3 separate regions of the Homo sapiens genome follow, and regions 1 and 3 are each linked to region 2. The links are chromatin contacts, found by Hi-C in ENCODE. All regions are on one chromosome and are shown on one strand. The core of a region is the stretch at or near the end of the contact, and the rest is flanking DNA. Distances in the headings are between cores, read along the strand shown. Region 1 holds the start of BCAT1-DT (BCAT1 divergent transcript). Region 2 has its middle 31 kb from the start of BHLHE41. Region 3 has its middle 24 kb from the start of STK38L.

Region 1 (3,941 bases), core at 986-3,485, 1.2 Mb after region 2:
TCTCGAACTCCCGACCTCAAGTGATCTGTCTGCCTCAGCCTCCCAAAGTGCTGAGATTACAGGTGTGAGCCACCATGCCGGGCCATAGAGTAACATCTTTATTGAGATATAATTCACATAACATACAATTCACCTATTTAAAGGGTATAATTCAGTGGTTTTTAGTGTGTTCACAGGGTTGTGTAACCATTACCACAATCTAATTTGAGAACATTTTAATCAATTCAAAAAGAAATCCAACGCCCATGAACATTCACTCTGCATTCCACCCTGTCCCCAGATTGAAAACAACTATGTGTTTTCTGTCTCTATGGATTTTCCTGTTCTGCACATTTCAGATAAGTGGAATCATATAATATGTAGTCATTTGTGAGACGCTTCTTTCACTTTGCATAGTTTTCAAGGTTCATCCATGTGACTGCATGTAATCAGTACTTCATTTCTTTTTATTGCAGAATATAATAATATTCCATTGTATGGATGATACCATGTTTTATTTAGCCATTCCTCAGTTGATAAACATTTTGCTACCTGATTTAAAGCTTACTTTCTGTTTCTCACACTAGTATATGAGCTTAATGAGGGTAAGAACATTTTTGTTGTTTCCCACTCAGTCCCTAGCATTTTGCACATTGCCTGTCTCATGTCAGTGTCAGGTTCAAATCTATCTAGCTGTGCTTTCACTGACGGGGGCCAGGAGGTTTCACAAGGACTCAATGGCTGATTAAATGCTTACAGATACAGATTTCTCAGGGCAGAACTTCTGCAAGCATTTTGGCTGTGGTCAGTTACTTTCAGGTTTTCATTACTTTTTGGTTTTCACAGCATCCGCAAGTGCCCATAGCCATTATCTCAGCTGCCTCTCTCTTTACTCTCTTGCCAATGGTGCCAGGCCACAGCAGGTGTTATCTTATCACCTCAGTCCACCATACATATGCTTATCAATTTGAGGGGTCAGCAATTTCACTGGAGGCTGAAACCCTTGTCATAAATGGCTCCATTTTGAGACATTTCAGATTACAAACCACTGTTATATACCAGCCTAGCATGTAGAAATCACTCAGTACATTTATTGAACACATAATTTAACCATTCATTCACCTGACCAACAGTCATTAAGCACTGACACATTTGTTTTCAACACTCCCTCTCTTCCACGGCAGGCCACTTGGTATGGGAGATAAATATGACAAAGGATCTGCCCTTACGAATCTCATAATCCACTGAAGTGACAACTGTGCAAACAAATAATTAAAGTAAAATTAAGAAGCTGGGCACAGTCTCACATCTGTAATCCCAGCAATTTGGGAGGCGGAGGCGAGGGGATTGCTGAGGCCAGGAGTTCAAGACCAGCTTGGCCAATTTAGTGAGACCCCATCTCCATTAAAAAATGATAAAATAAAATAATTGATTTTGAGAAAGGATGTGGACAAAGTGCAGCACATAGACCAAGGGCCCAGTTCTGTTTGAGGGCATTGGAAGCAACTTCCACAGCAAAGACTTGGGTTGAAATTTACAAAAATAGGAGTTTGCCAGCTTGACAGAGAGGCAGCGGAGGTCAACCAGCAGCACACTTAAGCAGTCATGGAGGCTGACCTAGGCGCTGGACATGGAAAAGTAGCAATCCTGGAGCTTTGTATAGATGTGGGGAGGGAACTTACAGGGGACCAACTAGGCTACTGGGCAATTTCACATTATAAAGAATTTTATATGCTCAAATTAAAGGATTAAAAATTTTCCCCCATGTACATAATAAATTGGCAAAAATGGTTATATTTGAGGGTGACTAAGGAACTCTGGGAAAGAGATCGGCAAACCAGGCACATGTTCTTGACTACTGCAAAAGTACATTTAAAGTAGCCGCGGGGGATACATGTATACTTTTGGGCAGGATTGTGCCGTGGTCCTCTCAGCATGCAGCAAAGTTACTTTGGGGACAGTAGGGAGGTGGGCAGGAGCCAGTGATGACGGAATGGCAATCACATTTGACCTCTGATCTGTTTATTTCCTCCTCCTTGACGTCTCCATATAAATGTTACACGGGCATCCCCACACTCGGATACGCACCCACAGTGGCTGATTCGGGGGTAACCGTGTCATTTGCTTGCAACACTGGCACCTCTGCCCTGCACCCCGGGAGTGAGCAGTGAGTGAGGCTCGGGTCTGGGCGCTGGCTCCGAATCTTCGGGCTGGGAGAGACTCCACCATCTGGGGGCGGCCTGGGGGAGCAGCCTTAGTGTCTTCCTGCTGATGCAATCCGCTAGGTCGCGAGTCTCCGCCGCGAGAGGGCCGGTCTGCAATCCAGCCCGCCACGTGTACTCGCCGCCGCCTCGGGCACTGCCCCAGGTCTTGCTGCAGCCGGGACCGCGCTCTGCAGCCGCAGACCCGGTCCACACGGCCAGGGGCTACGACCCTTGGGATCTGCCCTCCGCTCAGCTCGAGCTTCCCTCGTGGCCGACGGAACAATGAAGGTAACTACTTATGGTTTTGTCCGTGTTTTACAAAAATGTGTGCGTGAATCGAACCGGCGATTTCTCCAAGAAACATAGTTGGCAGGGAGGGGAGGAAGGCGAGACAACCATGGCTTATATCCCCCGCAAACGTCTCAGTATCTTCTTTATCAATCGTAGTTTGCGGGGACCGTGCATTCTGTTCAGATTTCGGTTTAACCTCCACTCGCAGGACGTGCCTTCTCGGACTTTTTCACATTCGCTTTTGGGAACGGAGGTGAAAGTCTGCTACAGCTCCCTCCCCTGCTTGTGAAGTTTGGAAAGGAAGTGAGGGCTTCTCTCAGTTTCTCCTATGCACAGGAGGTGGGGAATTTTGGAGAGGAGGTCTGGGGATGTCCCGGGCTGTAAATGCGCTTTCCTGCAGCGTGTGTTCGTGATGCAGGAGGGAGCGGCTGGAAGAGTTGACCCGGGTGGAGAGGGGAGGGAGAACGATCTTTTCACTGTTAAAAGCAGAAGGCCCCTCTTATTTTGTTTCTTGTGGAAATTAAAGCTTCTAGGAGTTACAAATGATAGACGCCTAAGGGCATTCATTTGTTAAACCAGTGAGCACCCTAATGGCTCTGATCTTGCTAATCAAGGATAATTAGCCTAGCTGCCTATTATTTCTGACTATTTAGGTGTAGGGATGTACACCGTTGAGTGTTTTGTTTTCCTAGTTTCACACACTGGAAAACTGCAATCGCATATAAAACCCGAAGAGCAACTTTTTCCAAGGAAAGTGAAGGATGGGCAGATATTCTTGCCATCTAACATTTTGGAATTGAGATGACCATAATGCAATCTGAACTTCTGGTAGGAATAAAGCCTCGTTTCAGAGTTTCTAAGGAGGGAGATGAAGCGTGGTTCTCAACTGCTCTTATCTACAACCCATCCCAGACCATAGTTTCACTTAGAAGAAATAATATGTAAATAGCGCCTTTGTTGCCAAACAAAAACTTTCACTACAATTAAACAGTAACCGAGTGGAAACTATGCGTTTTTGTATTCAACAGAGATCACACAACTTTTCTTCTATAGTTAGAGGTTCTATTTCTGGCTTCCTCATGCTTGTTTCATTTCAGATGAAAAACACACTTTAGTTGATTATAGCTTTAGTAAGTAAAAGGAGAAAACTAAGAATGAACAGTCTTGCTTTTCCAGCTTTTTCCTGTCCATGTGCAGTTGTGGTTAATTACGCGTTTTTGTAGGTCCAAAAACCCCTGTCCCTTCCACAAGATACTTTTATAACATGGGGAACTAGGTAAGATATCTACAAGTAGTCTCTTTTCTGTTTCCTGATATTTCCTAAGATTAAGAAAGAAATGATTGTATTCTAGGTATGATCGAAGAAGTATGGAAGGTTCCATTAAGTTAGTTTTATCACAATATTTCAAACATCTTTCCACTTATCTCTTAAATATGTATTGCTATCACAAGCTTGATTTTTTAAAA
Region 2 (4,366 bases), core at 450-2,949:
GAAAAAAAAAAGACAAAAGTAATTGCTTCTTTATGATTACTTTACCACAGGTCATAAGGTAGATAATGAGATTTGTGGGGTTTTCCCTATAAAAATACTTTGAATCCTAAATAAAATGTTAAAAGGAGAAATGAGCACATTGCCCATCTGGAACCAAGAAATAGCTGATTTCTTCATAAAGAGGCCATATAATGGTCAAGACATTGATTTTTGTCCCATAGTTTAGGGTTGCCATAGTATCACTGAGTCACTTAAATCTAATCAAAAGCTGGGAAATATTAATTTTGTCAGAGCAGAATGAAGCAGGGGTATAGAATATAGCCATGAAGTGTCTAGACACAATTAACAGGAACTTCAAAGTCACCTTGACCATTATTTCTAGTGTTTTCAGCCTAGCGCAAAAGTCTGGGTATGTGTGAGAATTCTCCCAGATTTTTTTTTAAAAGAAGCAAAATTTAGTCATCTGAACATCCTGAGAGTGTCAGTGTGGCATTGATAATTGTGAGTACAGTATATCCAGTGTGAATTTTTGTAGGCCTGAGGATGAGTTGACCCAATTTAAATGGACCAAAGTTAATTCACTCCAATTTACTCAGAAATGCTTATGTATAAAACCAAGACTCCAGGGTCCAAGAATGAGAATGTATTTCCCAGTAGTCAGTTTACTTTATTAATGGTATAGAATTAGCCATCAAAGAACTGCCTTCCACATGATCATTGTATCCTAGACAGTTGCAAACAAAAGAACTTGCAGTAAAATCTGCAATCACTTAGTGAAGTCAGCAGCCGCTTTTGTTAATTATTAGCCAATACAAAGTTAAGGTGCTATGAATCTGCACCCGGAAAACCCTACCACAAACAAAACAGCACTAACAAGACGGAGCTGAATGCCATTCATCTGGAGACCAGAGTTGTTTTTACTAAACATGAAAAAACATCTGAAAAGAGCTACCTGTATAGAACAAAGTAAAGATCCCTGCTCTAAACCTTTTCCCCCAATACATGATACCTCAAATTTACCATTAGAAATGTATTTGTTTAAATGAAAATGGTACAGTGTTCCACACACTAGATTTGGAGTCAGACACCTGGATTCTAAAACTCAGGCACCACAGGCAAGTCCTCAAATGCTACGGGCCAGTTTCCTCATATGCAAAAGGGTGATACACAAACCTATGCTATAAGCCTCACAGGGTTGTTTTTCACGTCCAGCTATGTCTCGCTGTGTCCTCTACAGCAACCGTACTTCCTGCCAACCACCTTTACAGAGTGTGTCTTCCTGAGCTGCTCTCTATATTTGTCCCTTCTAAAAATCATTTTCTATGAAACTTCCGTCGCAGTCAGCAATGTGTCAATTGTCTGGAATCTTTCTTGTCATTGTCAGGGGTTTCTCCACATCACGTTTCACTGTCAGTGAACATTCCAGGCGATGACCAGTGGAAGAATCCGCGGGCCTTTCTGAGCTACTCGGTTGCTTTGTTTGTTACTCAGCCTTGATGAGGGACCTCTTCAGCCAAAGCAAAAACAGGTGGTGTGAGGCTAATTATCACTCTGTGGTCCTCCCTTTCTCATTTCCCCTTTTTGTCTTTCTAGTCATGCTTTATTTGCATCTTTACCCCACCATTCGAGGTAGATGCCATCTCTGCTCCCTCACACCCAGGCTTAGCACTTCCTTTCCCAAGTTCGAATGAAAATACTGTGGGCTTTCTAACGCTGCAGACAGCGGTTCTAATCCTGGCTCTGGTATTTGTGAGCTACGTGATTAACGGTGACTTCTCTGAACTTGTATCTCCTCATCTGTGTAAACGGAAGTCATGTCTACTTCACGGAGTTCTGGTGTGAACTAAAGGAGATTATATTTGTGCATCTTAATCACATAAGGTGGCCAAAAAATATTAATTTTCTTACTCCTTTAGATATGCTTTCTTCCTTTTGTTCTTTGTCATGTCTTACTTTCATTCTAAGATTCTTTACCATCAAAGTTCTTTGAACTTTTCTTTCTCAATCCCCTCCCAATCTTCTTCATCATCTTTTCTCAGCCCTTTGAGCAAGCACTTCAGCTGAATGGTTACACACAGGAGCTTTTGTCTGAGAGAGGTGAGATTCAGAACTCAGATCCTCTACCTGCCAGCTCTATCACAAGGAAACTTCTGACTTGCCCTGTTCACTGGGGCTAACAACAGGGCTCACCGCACAGGTTGCTGTGGTAACAATGCAATGGTACCTGGGAAAAGCTTAGCAAAGTGGGCTTCATGTGCAATAAGTGGCCATTAATGTTAGCTCTATTTTTTGTCCCCCTGATTCATTATTAAATCTTGCTCTTTCCTTCACATTTATCATGAATGATTTGCCTTCATGTTCTTCTAACTTCAAATTTCCTCTTTCAGATTAACTCTTCCTCTTTCCGCCAAATTACTCTCTGGCCTACACACATATTAACAAAACCAACCAGTGGTCATCAGTCTATTACTGAGGTGCCTAAAGACTCTTTTTTAAATGTTAATATACCTATTGCTTTTGAGGCTTTCAGGTTGTGTGCCATTACCATTTAAGGGTAACGTGAGGGTCACTTTTATGTTGTTGAAGGTTTGATGATCTTTCGCTCTTTTCCTCTGTCCACAACACCATCCCCTTCCATTTTCAGATACGTGCTCCCATCTTTGTCATCTGCGGCCCTCCTTTCTGTGTTGGTAATTGTTTCTTCTTTAATTTTCACCCTCTCATCTTCTAATTCACCTTTCCCTGATTAGTCTGGACAAGTAACTTTAACTTGTGATTCACTATTATTTCATTTACCCAATTTAAGAAGAAAGAGGTGTTACCCAATGGCCTTTCTGTATACCACGAATACACTAGTTGTAACTTTAAAAGCAGCCAACTGACAAGTTCTTCTCATTTGATATTCATAGAACATGGTTTTGCTTTTTTTCCCCTAAAAAGTCGATATTCAATAAAGAATAGATGTCCTCTAGTAGTCTGATAGAGATCTAGATATCACTCCTAATACAGTTTCCCATTATAAAAATTAATCTATCCTGAGCTCCACAGATTGTTTTCTCTGTCATTACACTGTCATGCCCAGCTTCCTCACCATACACTACCATCACCATCCCTCAAACCCTGGGCCCAAACCCCACTACTTTCTCATATAATTCTGGTCCAGGATCTGATGTGGCACCATGTTACTGGGCCCAATTCTACTCTGCCCTAGACCTCTCTGCCCCTTAATCTGCATTCTGATCATACACAAACAGAAAACACTCCAGAAGATTCATATTAACAATAATCGAATGTACAGTAGATACTGGGTTCTCAGCTGAAATGTTTACCTACTTATCTCAGTTAATCTTTATAGGTACCATTTTATTCCCATTTTATAAATTAGAAAGGTTAAGTAACTTCCCCAAAGTCCCTTAATTAGTCATTCCCTAAGTCATTTAACTAGTGCCAGAACCTGAAGCCACATTTGTCTGATTCCAAAGCCTGTCTCCTTTCTGCTTAGTGCCCCTTAAGAGGAATTGGTGAAGGAGGCAGGGAGGATCCCCCTGAAACTCTACAGAGTTTCACCAAGGCCCTGCTGCTAAGATTTCAGGTGTCATACTCTAATGCAGTGTTGATCTGAACATGGAAATCTATCTTGCATCTATAGGTTGTTGCTCAGTGCAAGGCTCTGAGCTAGGTACTCTGTGCAATGGTGAATAACACACATGGTCTGTCCTCAAAAAGCTCACTGTAGAGTAAAGCAGCTTGGTATTCCAGATCAACCGAGGGTGAGTTACAGAAAATCTTCATGAACCCTGTCATCTTTTGACATATCAGGGACCTAAATGAAAAGTGAAAAATATAGAAATGGGCCTTTTCATAGTACCTTTTTGAGCAACTGCTCGGGTTCAAGAGAAATATGCCCAAGATAAGGTTTTTGCCATAGGTTTTTTTGCACATATCTGCTCTAAATGTAACCACTACAAAAGCAAAGGATGAAAGTCTTTCTGAGGCTACTCCAAGTTTTTCCACAAGGGGTACCCCATGACTGAGTTCTTTCATTGAGCAGAACAAATGTTCAGAGGCACTGGACTTCCTTGCCTTTGGCTGCTTCAGGAATCGTAGCTCATAGTTCTGTTTCTGGGCTCATCCATCAGGAGGGACCATAAGGTACTAGTTCTCCCAACTTAGACTTTACTATGAGAGCTAAGCACACCCACAATATTCCTGATGATTGGGACCACTGGGATATCAGCTACTCAGCACTCAAGAAGGACCAGAACCCAGAATTCGTGGAAGACCTTGCAGACATGCAACAAGAGTCCAGAAGTTCCACCACCTACAAAAACGGTTGTGCCCTTCCAACCACACTGACTGCAAGCCT
Region 3 (3,830 bases), core at 909-3,408, 1.1 Mb before region 2:
ACCTGGAAGGGTGGCCAGTGGAAAGGAGAGATAGTGGGGAATAAGATAATTACCCACTTTCCCGATTTTTTTTGCCTGATTCTCAGCTATTGAGTCCTACCTCCCTTTCCCCGATGCTTTCTTTGCCCAAACAGCCGTGGATGGTTGGAGATCTTCTCTCATTCTCAGGGCTCTGGACAATGCCTCCAAAATTTCTAATGCAGAACTGGCTGGTCCTCAAGTTTGTTCTTCTGCAATCCTGGCTACCCAGCTGGTCTCCAAAGTCTCTTCAGTTAAGCAATCTGGGGCTGGGGGGTGGGGAGATCTTTGCGGCTTTATCCTACCCTTCACGTCCAACCACCCAGCAAGCCTGGGCCAAGTCAAGCAGCCCCTACAAGCAATATCCTACCAATGTGTATTCAACATTGATTTGGTCAGGATATGGAGAAATGTATTATTTTTTAATCAATAAAAAGTCTAAGTAGAAACAGATTTTTAAAATAATCCACTTCTACTAGCTGAAGAACAGGAAATGTTCTAAAAAAAGTTTAATGATCAGTTCCCATTTTTCTGAAGCTCATCTTCTCACTTCAGTTTTGTTTATTCGTAATTTTAAGAACAAGAAATCATTTTGAGAGGTATATGAAAGGGTGAGTTAAACCACTCATTCTCGGGAAACAGCACTAGGCCACCTACTGTTGACTCAGAAGTTTCAACTGACCAAGAGTGCACAGGTGCATCTCAAAAATATCCATTTTAGATGCGCTGCTGCTAATAAAGTGTTGTTTTCATTTCCTTTTGAGAACTGTCAAAAGACAAAATTACAACAAATGTAGTTAAGTGATCTAATTGGCTTTTATTTGTGATGAATGGATCAGGGTACTATCTCCCATAAAAATTTAGAAAAGGTGGCTGGGCACCATGGCTCATGCCTGTAATCCCAACACTTTGGGAGGCCAAGGCAGGAGGATCACTTGATCCCAGAAGTTTGAGAACAGCCTGTGTAACAGAGAGAGACCCCCATCTCTACCCAAAATCAATCAATCAATAAAATAAAAAATTTAGAAAAGGTGATCTGATGAGCTAAGCAGAAGAGGTGGGCTTTATAGGCAGAAAAGGGGTTAAAAAAAAGCAGAAATAAGGAACAAAAAGTGAATCGGTCATTTCAAAGTTACTTTCCTTATCGGATTAAAGCAGGGGGTACTCCTTTATCATGCCAGCTAAAACTGGCCTGTTAGGGGATTTGGCTATGCTGTCTTTCCCTCTTTCTCTCTCTCCCCCTTAGTTTCTTGAAAGGTAGATGACTTAGTTTCTGTTTGGTGACATGAAACTTTAGCATGAGTGACTCCATTTTGGTTTGATCTGTAGAGGCCCAGTCCAAATCAATAGCATCGTACAAATTTTATTTAAAAGAATAGTGCTGCTGGGCGTGGTGGCTCATGCCTGTAATGCCAACAATTTGGGAGGCTGAGGCCAGTGGATCACTTGAGGTCAGGAGTTTGAGACCAGCCTGGCCAACATGCTGAAACTCCATCTCTACTAAAAAATACAAAAATTAGCCAGGCATGGTGGTGTGTGTCTGTAGTCCCAGCTACTCAGGAGGCTGAGGCATGAGAATTGCTTCAGCCTGGGAGGTGGAGGTTGCAGAGATTGCACCACTGCATTCCAGCCTGGGCGACACAACGAGACTCTGTCTCCATTAAAAAAAATAAAAAAAGGATAGTGTCTACCTCAGTGAGACTGGAGCCAGTTTTTAGCTCCACAGCTACATAAGGAGTTGATAGAAAAACTGGAGTAATGAACACTGTTTTCCAGTTCATCTCACTGGTGTGTGGAGTTGATTTGGTTTTGCCAGTGTTATTTAGCATCCTTTTAAAATCACCCCTCCCCAACCCATCTCCTCGTACAGCTGCCCACAGGCCTGGCTCAGAAATCTGTCTCAGAAACTGAGTACCACCTAGTCTAGTCACAGTTTCTTTATGAACTACTCTGCCTTGGCTCACTGACTTGAAGTTGACAACTTACTCTTGAATAATTTAACTCCTTTCTTGGAACTGACTCCTTCTTCAGACTTCTCTTAACTTTCACTTCTGCATGTGGGAAGAAAGTAAAGGTATTAGAGACACACTGTGTAACTGGCTACAGGGTACATGGACCTTATTTCCCCCTCCCTGACAGCAAGGGCTTGTACTCAGCCTGATGTCTGGGCATAATATAAACCTAGCTTGATCTCTATTCATCACAGTCTCCACCTTTACTTACTTGAGTGTGATGATTTGTTTGAGATGTTTTGCTTTACTCATGAGGGTATGGAAATACGAAAAAAAGATAGATTGACTCATACTGTAATTCTACACTGATACATTGCAGCAATATTAACATTAATTCAATTTAAAATTCCACATTCCACATGTGTATTTGGCAATGTAGTTCTGGGAGGTAATTTGGAAATACATATCAAAACCTTAACAATAGTTACATTAGTCAAGAGCCTTGATTGCCAAAGACAGAAAGCCAGTTCAGATTAGTTTAAATAAACAGGGAAATTTATTAGGTCAAATAATTGGACAAGTCTAGGGAAGCACCTTGCTTCGGTCATGGCTGAGACCAGGAACTGAAATGATGGCATCAGGCTGGGCGCAGTGGCTGACACCTCTAATCCCAGCACTTTGGAAGCCTGAAGCAGGAGGATCGCTTGAGGCCAGGAGTTCCAGACGAGCTGGGGCAACATAGTGAAACCCTATCTCTACAAAAATAAAAATAAATTAGCCAGGCATGGACGTGCACACCTGTAATCACAGCCACTGGGGAGGCTGAAGCAGGAGAATGGCTTGAACCCAAGAGTTTGAGGCTGCAGTGAACCATGAACGCGTCACTGCACTCCAGCCTGGGTGACAGTGAGACCTTGTCTCAAAAAAAAAAGAAAGAAAGAAAGAGAAAAAAGATGTCAGTAGGAATCCCCCTTTGTCACTTCATTATTTAGCTCTGCTTTCTTCCATGTTGGCATCAAGAGGGCCCTCATCAGTCCCAACCTTAAATGATTTTTGGTGCCATTTAAGAATTTCAGAAGGAAAGAGATGTTTTCATCCAAGAGTTATTATCAGACCTAGAAAATTTCCCTCTTATTGGCCCTACTTAGATCATATGCTCACTCCTGGACCAGTCACTGTGCCTGGAGTGGTAGGAGACAGGGCACTCTGATCAGTCCCAGCCATGTGATGAAACATTTTACCAGTTGTGGGAGAGGCAGATACTAAAAGGCAATGAGAGAGTGAGGTAGGAGGTCAGTTCTATCATGTGAAAATGAGAAGAAACTCTAGGCAGGCAGAAACAAGTGATATCAAAATACAATGTTCATTCTCGTCTATGAATATTTACCCTTAAGAAATAATCAGAAGTGTGAGAGAGTTATGCAGTTATTCCTCACAGAATTATGTATAATAATAAAAATTGGCTGAACATGGTGGCTCACGCCTGTAATCCCAGCATTTTAGGAGGCTGAGATGGGTGGATCACTGGGGCCCAGGAGTTCAAGACCAGCCAGGCAACATAGGGATACCCCTGCACTACAAAAAAAAAAAAAATTAAAAAATTAGTCAAGCTTCGTGGCACATGCCTGTAGTCCCAGCTACTCAGGAGGCTGAGGTGGGAGGATCACCTGAGCCAGGGAGGTTGAGGCTGCAGTGAGCCATGATCACGCCACTGCACTCCAGCCTGGGTGACAGTGAGACCTTGTCTCAAATAATACAATCTAGAAAGAATTGGAATGTTTAATAGTAAGGGATTTCTTGAATAAATTGGTACCTGGATTCAACAGAACACTATGTGGCCTTTGAAAAGTATTATAGAGG

The links. A loop is a pair of places that touch in the nucleus more often than their neighbours do. Pooled maps may share reads with other maps.
Region 1: a loop to region 2 is called in a map with no recorded cell type, with 10 times the contacts of the local background. The contact joins the promoter of BCAT1-DT here to the enhancer-like site in region 2. A Hi-C loop is called at or near these places in 2 of 37 single-sample maps with no recorded cell type and 2 of 50 pooled maps.
Region 3: a loop to region 2 is called in a pooled map, with 5 times the contacts of the local background. The contact joins two enhancer-like sites. A Hi-C loop is called at or near these places in 2 of 37 single-sample maps with no recorded cell type and 3 of 50 pooled maps.

Annotation. Positions count from the first base shown.
Region 1 is chr12:24,947,457-24,951,397 of GRCh38, reverse strand. It overlaps BCAT1-DT (BCAT1 divergent transcript), which reads right to left and starts at 2,235. Exons shown (of 3, transcript NR_199054.1): 1 at 2,068-2,235. It overlaps BCAT1 (branched chain amino acid transaminase 1), which reads left to right and starts at 2,297. Exons shown (of 11, transcript NM_005504.7): 1 at 2,297-2,471. The coding sequence starts at 2,466. RefSeq lists enhancers at 1,844-1,933, 2,054-2,403.
Region 2 is chr12:26,153,649-26,158,014 of GRCh38, reverse strand. It overlaps a transcript of SSPN not described here. Among named protein-coding and RNA genes, the nearest start is that of BHLHE41, 31 kb to the right of the region's middle. Within about 2 kb of position 1,699, at least 5 of the 41 ENCODE cell types and tissues checked have a DNase peak (open chromatin) inside an H3K27ac peak, as active enhancers do.
Region 3 is chr12:27,218,644-27,222,473 of GRCh38, reverse strand. No RefSeq gene overlaps it. Among named protein-coding and RNA genes, the nearest start is that of STK38L, 24 kb to the left of the region's middle. RefSeq lists enhancers at 94-163, 1,823-1,892, 1,913-2,082, 2,223-2,272. Within about 2 kb of position 2,158, at least 2 of the 41 ENCODE cell types and tissues checked have a DNase peak (open chromatin) inside an H3K27ac peak, as active enhancers do.